Regions from separate parts of the Homo sapiens genome. Here region 1 is linked to region 2. Evidence: read pairs that join two places in POLR2A ChIA-PET (ENCODE). Cell type or tissue: HCT116. All regions are shown on one strand. Region 1 overlaps COQ4 (coenzyme Q4). Region 2 has its middle 32 kb from the start of NAIF1.

Region 1 (4,000 bases), 290 kb before region 2:
GTCCAGTATGGCAGCCGCTTGCCACATGTGGCCAAGAAAGTTGTCCAAGCGAGATGTGCTGATCATATAAAATACACACGAGACTTCAAATGCTTAGTATGAAAAAAATGTAAAACTCTCAATGATTTAAAAATACTGGCCGGGCGCGGTGGCTCACGCCTGTAATCCTAGCACTTTGGGAGGCTGAGGCAGGTGGATCATGAGGTCAGGAGATCAAGACCATCCTGGCTAACACGGTGAAACTCCGTCTCTACTAAAAATACAAAAAATTCTCCGGGCGTGGCGGCGGGCGCCTGTAGTCCCAGCTACTCGGGAGGCTGAGGCAGGAGAATGGCGTAAGCCCGGGAGGCGGAGCTTGCAGCGAGCCGAGATCGCGCCACTGCACTCCAGCCTGGGCTACAGAGTGAGACTTCGTCTCAAAAAAAAAAAAAAAAAGAAAATTGATTACTTGTTGAAATAATACTTTGGATATATTGGGCTAAACAAGATGCATATTTAAAATCAATTCTAGCCAGGCACGGTGACTCATGGTTACAATCCCAGCACTTTGGGAGGCCGAGGCGGGCGGATCACCTGAGGAGCTCAAGGCCAGCCTGACCAATATGGTCAAAAATTAGCCAGGCATGGTGGCGGGTGCCTGTAATCCCAGCTACTTGGGAGGCTGAGACAAGAGAATTGCTTGATCCCAGAAGGCAGAGGTTGCAGTGAGCTGAGATGGCACCATTGCACTCCAGCCTGGGCAACAGAGTGAGACTCTATCTCAAAAAAACAAACAAAAAAATTCCACCTTAATTTTAATAGCAAAAAAATTAATTTCTTTTTGCTATTAAAGTAGCTGGCAGAAAATTAAAAATTACCTACGTGCTCACATTTTATTTATTTATTTTTATTTTTATTTTTTGAGATGGAGTCTCACTCTGTCGCCCAGGTTGGAGTGCCGTGGTGCAATCTCGGCTTACTGCAATCTCCTCCTCCCGGATTCAAGCAATTCTTCTGCCTCAGCTTCCTGAGTAGCTAGGATTACAGGCACGTGCCACTACACCCGGCTAATTTTTTTTTTTTTTTTTAGTAGAGACAGGGTTTCACCATGTTGGTCAGGCTGGTCTCAAACTCCTGACTTCGTGATCCACCCGCCTGGGCCTCCCAGAGAGCTGGGATTACAGTTGTGAGCCACCGTGCCCAGCCGATCACATTTTATTTTTATGGACAGTATCCAGACAGCCTGTCTGCTACACAAGGGCAGGACTGGCTCTGTTTCACTTATTCTTTTACCTCCAGTAGCCTGATCCAGGGCCTGGATGAATGAACACCTCTTGAACATATGAATAAAAGGCCAGTCCTGGGCACTTTTCTGATCCCAGAACTCTTCTCCTCTTAACTGCCCACTGCCTCTGAGTACTCAGCAGCACCCATACACAGTGGGAACAGCCTGGTCTTCCTGTTCCCAAAGAATGGCCTTAGCCTGCTGTGTGAAGCTGAAGGTGATCATAGAGTATCCACCAGGTGCCGGCACCTAGGGTGTCTTTTACATATATTATCCTTTCATCCTTGCAATCTTGGAGGTAAATACTGTTATTACTGCAGATATAGATAAGGAAAACAAGGGCCGGGCGTGGTGGCTCATGCCTGTAATCCCAACACTTTGGGAGGCCAAGGCCAGCGGATCACTTGAGGTCAGGAGTTTGAGACCAGCCTGGCCAATATGATGAAATCCCGCCTATACTAAAAATACAAAAAATAGCCAGGCCTGGTGGCGTGCGCCTGTAGTCCCAGCTACTCAGGAGGCTGAGGCAGGAGAATTGCCAGGAGGTGGAGGTTGCAGTGAGCCAAGATTGTGCCACTGCCCTCCAGCCTGGGTGACAGAGCGAGACTCAAAAAAATAAATAAATAAATAAAAATAAGGAAAACAAGGCTCAGAGAGATAAAGTAATTTGCCCAAGATCACACAGCTAGTAAAGTGGCCGAGTCAGCATTTGAAACAAAGTCTGCTGGATTCCAAAGCCAGTGGCCTTAATATCCATTACCAAGGCCGATAAGTGCCCTGGAAGATATATGGGAGGTCCTCTTACTTCTGATGAGGAACCTGAGACTCAGCGAGGTCAAAGGATTTGTCCAGGCTTGTAAAGCTGGGAAGAGAGCCAGGATTCTCACTCAGGCTCCTCCTAATTCTCAAGCCCATGCCTGTAGTCTTGATACTACAAGATGACCACACCTCTCACCAAAATCAGCCTCAGGGAGGGGAGGGTAGCCTCACCTTGAACCTTTATCTAAATCTCTCTGGGGACAAAGGTGCTCCTTCACATTCCATGAGCTGCTGATTTCCTTGCTCTACAAGTGTCACAATCGCCAGCGCGGTTACAAGTGGGGCTGTGGCTGAGCAAGGTGTCCTAGCAGTCCTGTCCCTGCTACCCCCTCCCCTCCACAGCGACAGGGCTAAAGACTGGGGGAAATTCAGACTGTCCCTCCCTGTGTAGCACTTGAGGCAGGTCACCCTGGTGAGTTTCCCACTGATGAAATGACTTGCATCCTGGTGAAATCTGAGAGAGATGGTTTAAAATAGTGCAGGTGATCGCCCCGTCAAGGTAGCTGTGCAGGAGACTGTGAGGAACAGAACATCGTCTCGGGGACAATAACCATTCAGAGCAGTGGTTCTCAACTGCCCACCAGGGAACATCTGTAATCTCTGGAGACATCTGTGGTTGTCACAACTTGACGGGGGGGTGCTCCTGGCATCCAGTGGGTAGAAGCCAGGGATGCCACTAAACATCCTACCAGGCTCAGGACCGCCCCCACAACAAAGAGTGATCCAGCCTAAACATTAACATGCCCGGCTTGAGAAACTGTTCTAGGGCAACCTTTGGAGACCCCTCACCTCCATCAGCCAGACTGGCTCGCCATTTGGCAGGGGTGCCTTGATGGGATGTATCTGTGTTGCAGGAGGGAGGGAAGATGGGACAGGGACAGGGAAGATGGGCCAACTGGATCCTAAGGTCCTTTACAAATCAGGTCACTTTACTGTCCTGCTCAAAACCTTCCACAAGTTTCCTACTGCTCCTATTACAAAATACAGACTCCTCCTTCTGGTGGCCTACAGGGCGCAGCCCTGGCTCCCCTTCCAGCCCACTCACTGTCTCCCTGCTACTCCCTCCTCTGCGGCCACACTGGTCAACCTTCCTTTTCCTAAACACAAGGGGCCTTTGCCCTTGCCATTCCCTCTACTCAGAATGCTCCTCCTCAGCTCTCCACAGGGTTGGCTCCTCCTTACCTTCCAAGTCTCCTCAGAGGAGCCGGCCCTGACCACCCAGTCAGAAGTGGCTGTACCCTTCCCAATACCAAAGCTGTCTTCTATCACACTAACTTGTTCTCTTCATAGCTGCTAGAATGTAAGTTCCACAAAGGCAGGCTTTTTGCTGGTTTTGTCCACTGTATCCCAACTGCTGACAATAGTGCTGGTATACTTTTTTTTATTTTTGAGACAGAGTCTTGCTCTGTTGTCCAAGCTGGAGTGTAGTGGTGTGATTACGGCTCACCGCCCTCGACCTCCTGGGCTCAACTGATCCTCCTACCTCAAACTCCCTCCCAGGTAGCTGGGACTATGGGTATACACCACCACACTTGGCTAATTTTTGCATTTTTTGCAGAGACAGGGTTTCACCATGTTGTCCAGGCTGGTCTCAAACTCCTGGGCTCAAGTGATCCGCCCACTTCAGCCCCCCAAAGTATTAGGATTACAGGCATGAGCCAACACGCATGGACCAGTGCCAGAATATTCTAATTACTTGAAACATTTTACCTGTATTTTTATATGAATTTTTTTGTTTTGTTTTGTTGGAGACAGAGTCTCACTCTGTCGCCCAGGCTGGAGTGCAGTGGTGTGATCTCAGCTCACTGCAACCTGTGCCTCCCGGGTTCAATCAATTCTCCTGCCTCAGCCTCCCGAGTAGCTGGGATTACAGGCGCACACCATCACACCTAGCTAATTTTTGTATTTTTAGTAGAG
Region 2 (4,000 bases):
GTGAGCCACTGCACCTGGCCTGTGTTTGTTTTTTAAAAATATTTTTTGGCCGAGCATGGTGGCTCAAACCTGTAATCCCAGCACTTTGGGAGGCTGATGGGGAAGGATTGCTTGAGGTCAGGAGTTTGAGACCATCCTGGGCAACATAACAAGACTCTATCTCTACAAAAAATACAATAATTAGGCCGGGCATGGTGGCTCATGCCTGTAATCCCAGCACTTTGGGAGGCCGAGGCAGGTGGATCACGAGGTCAGGAGATCGAGACCAGCCTGGCCAAGATGGTGAAACCCATCTTTACTAAAAGTACCAAAATTAGCTGGGCGTGATGGTGGGCACCTGTAATCCCAGCTACTCAGGAGGCTGAGGCAGAGAATTGCTTGAACCCAGGAGACAGAGGTTGCAGTGTGCCAAGATCATGCCACTGCACTCCAGCCTGGGCAACAGAGCAAGACTCAATCTAAAAATAAAAATAAAAAATAAAAATAAAAAAATTAGTCAGGTGTGGTGGTGCATGCCTGTAGTCCCAGCTACTCAGGAGGCTGAGGTGGGAGGAGCCTTTGAGCCCAAGAGTCTGAGGCTGCAGTGAGCCAAGATTGTGCCACTGAACTCCAGACTGGGAGACAATGCAAGACCCTGTGTCTAAAAAGTTTTTTTATTTTTATTTTATGTTTTTTTTGAGACGGAGTTTTGCTCTTGTCACCCAGGCTGGAGTGCAATGGCGCAATCTTGGCTCACTGCAACCTTTGCCTCTTGGGTTCAAGCGATTCTCCTGCATCAGCCCCCAGAGTAGCTGGAATTATAGGCACCTGCCACCATGCCTGGCTAATTTTTGTATTTTTAGTAGAGACAGAGTTTCACCATGTTGGCCAGGCTGTTCTCAATCTCCTGAGCTCAGGTGATCCACCCATCTCAGCCTCCCAAAGTGCTGGGATTACAGGCGTGAGCCACTGTGCCCTGACGGTTTTTTGTTTTTTTTTTTTTTTGAGACAGAGTTTTGCTCTTGTTGCCCAGGCTGCAGTGCAATGGCATGATCTTGGCTCACGGCAACCTCTGCCTCCTGGGTTCAAGCCATTCTCCTGCCTCAGCCTCCCAAGTAGCTGGGATTGGCTGGGTGCGGTGGCTCACGCCTGTAATCCCAGCACTTTGGGAGGCTGAGCCGGGTGGATCATGAGATCAGGAGATCGAGACCATCCTGGCCAACACGGTGAAACCTCGTCTCTACTAAAAATATAAAAAATTAGTCGGGCGTGGTGGTGGTCGCCTGTAGTACCAGCTACTCAGGAGGCTGAGGCAGGAGAATGGCGTGAACCCAGGAGGTGGAGCTTGCAGTGAGCCGAGATGGCGCCATTGCACTCCAGCCTGGGCAACAGAGCAAGACCCCGTCTCAAAAAAAAAAAAGAAAGAGAAAGAAACCAAATAGCTGCCTGTCCCCCCTCCCCTGCCCCACCAGCACACACAGCTAATTTTATATTTTTAGTAGAGATGGGGTTTCACCAGGTTGGCCAGGCTGATCTTGAACTCCTGACCTTAAGTGATCTGCCTGCCTCAGCCTCCCAAAGTGCCGAGATTACAGGTGTGAACCACCGCGCCCAGCCTAAAAAGGTATTTTAAATTGATACATAATATTTTACATATTTATGGGGTATGTGTGATCTTTTGTTTTAAGTGTAGTGTATGTAATGACCAGGTCAGGGTATTTGGGGTATCCATCACCTTGAGTATTTATCATTTCTATGTGTTGGGAACAATTTATGTCCTCTCTTCTAGCTACTTTGAAATATACAATACATTGTTATCTGTAGTCACTCTACTCTGCTGTGAACAACAGAAGTTATACCTTTTATCTAACAACTACATTTGTATCCCTTATGAAAGGGTGTTATATTGATTCAATACTATAATGTAGTTCCTGCCTTAAGGGCCTGTGGTGCAGATCAGGGCAGAGGCTCATGCAGGGCACAGAGCTCTGGCCCGGGCATACCAGGTGCGATCCATGAATGGGCGTCTTCCCAGTCAGCAGTTTCTGGAATCTGGGGCTTGAAGCCATGTGGCATGTTGTTCTCAATATATCCTGTAGGTGGTGCTAGATAACCAAAGTCAGGTGCAGCCCTGGGCACAGACAGCCCTGAGTTTCAGGCTCTGGGTGGGGACTGGTGAGGCTGGAGGGAGATGGCTGGAAAGTTCTGGCCCTGTGCGGAGCAGGCTCTTCCTCCACCCCAGGGAGAGGACGTGGCTGGTTCTACCAGCCTGTCTAGCCCGGAGATGGCTCTGGTGCAGGGAGAAAGCTCAGGAACAGAAGGCAGGGGCCCATTCTGCCTGGGCAAGCTGTGCGATTCTGGCCCCCTCCCTTTCTTGGCCTTAATCTCCCTGCCACGCAGTGGGGTCATGGGAGCCTGCTCAGCCTGGGCCCTGACAGTCAAGGCTCTGAGGGGGCCAGACAGCCTAGACCTGCCCTGCCCAAGAGGCAGCTGGGAGCCCTGGGACAGCCCTCTCCCTATCAGACTGTGCCACCTCCTCTGAGATCATGACATTCCCTTATTCCCTAGATGGGGAAACTGAGGCCCAAAAGGATTAAGTGACTTTCCAAAGGCTATACAACTGAGGGGTTGGAGCCAGGAGTGAAAGCTGGAACTCCTAGCTCCTTCTGCCATGTCCTTGGGTCAGAAGCAGGTGCAAGGCAGGGTGGGAGAGAATTCTCCCCTGAAGAAAATGAGCTGAGAGAAATTCCTTGTTAAGATGAGGGGGCAATCATACATGCCTAATTTATCTTCCTACTAAAACCATGAAAAATATATTTATTTATTTATTTATTTATCACCCAGGCTGGAGTGCAGTGGCGCGATCTCAGCTCACCACAACTTCCCGGGTTCCAGCGATTCTCCTGCCTCAGCCTCCCAAGTAGCTGAGATTATAGGTACCTGCCACCATGCCTGGCTAATTTTTGTATTTTCAGTAGAGATGAGGTTTCACAGTGTTGGCTAGGCTGGTCTCAAACTCCTGACCTCAAGTAATCCTCCTGCCTCAGCCTCCCAAAGTGCTGGGATTACAGGCATGAGCCACCATGCCCAGCCAAGATTTTTTTATTTTTTATTTATTTATTTTTTTGAGAGAGTCTCACTCTGTCACCCAGGCTGGAGTCCAGTGGCGAAATCTCGGCTTACTGCAACCTCTGCCTCCCGGGTTCAAGCAATTCTCCTGCCTCAGCCTCCCAAGTAGCTGAGATTACAGGTGCCTGCCACAACGCCTGGCTAATTTTTTAAATTTTATTTTATTTTTATTTTTAGTAGGGACAGGGTTTCACCACGTTGGCCAGGCTGATTTCAAATGCCTGACCTCAAGAGATCCGCCCGCCTTGGCCTCCCAAAGTGCGAGGATTACAGGCGTGAGCCACCGTGCCCAGCTGTGGCCACGATTTTTTAAAGCCAGGCTAAGTGTGGTAGCGCATGCCTGTAATCCCAGCACTTTGGAAGGCGGAGGTGGGAGGATCACTTGAGCCCAGGAATTTGAGACCAGCTTAAGCAACAAAGCAAGACCCTCTCTACAAACAAGCAAACAAAAACTAGCCAGGTGTGGTGGCACCCCTGTAGTCCTAGTTACTCTGGAGGATAAGGCAGGAGAATTGCCCAGGAAGTCGAGGCTGTGGTGAGCTGTCATCATGCCACTGCACTCCACCCTGGGTGACAGAGTGAGACCTTGTCTTAGAATAGGTAAATAAATAAATAAATAAAATGGGTAAAATATTTGAACAGCTTCTTCACAAAAGAAGATATATGAATAGCCAATAAACACATAAAAAGATGTTCAATGGCTGGGCGTGGTGGCTCATGCCTGTAATCCCAGCACTTTAGGAGCAGGCGAATCACCTAAGGTCAGGAGTTTGAGATCAGCCTGGCCAACATGGTGAAACCTCGTCTCTACTAAAAATACAAAAATTAGGCAGGTGTGGTGGTGCAAACCTGTAATCCAGCTACTCGGGGGCTGAGGCAGGAGAATCGCTTG

The links. ChIA-PET counts read pairs that join two places held together with the same protein. Peaks named below come from ENCODE experiments on the same cell type or tissue, not always from the same donor. Only the 100,000 strongest peaks of a DNase experiment are listed, where the experiment ranks them.
Region 1: POLR2A ChIA-PET joins it to region 2 with 9 read pairs; 1 of 35 experiments calls an interaction of 5 or more read pairs at or near these places.

The regions. Positions count from the first base shown.
Region 1 is chr9:128,327,274-128,331,273 of GRCh38, reverse strand. The region is part of intron 4 of COQ4 (coenzyme Q4); the gene reads right to left. Among named protein-coding and RNA genes, the nearest start is that of COQ4, 6.4 kb to the right of the region's middle. In HCT116, no CTCF peak of the experiment used is centred here; a DNase peak (open chromatin) is centred at 2,133; H3K27ac peaks cover 2,072 bases.
Region 2 is chr9:128,033,442-128,037,441 of GRCh38, reverse strand. No RefSeq gene overlaps it. Among named protein-coding and RNA genes, the nearest start is that of NAIF1, 32 kb to the left of the region's middle. RefSeq lists an enhancer at 2,206-2,305. In HCT116, a CTCF peak has its summit at 2,073 (motif pointing right); a DNase peak (open chromatin) is centred at 2,101.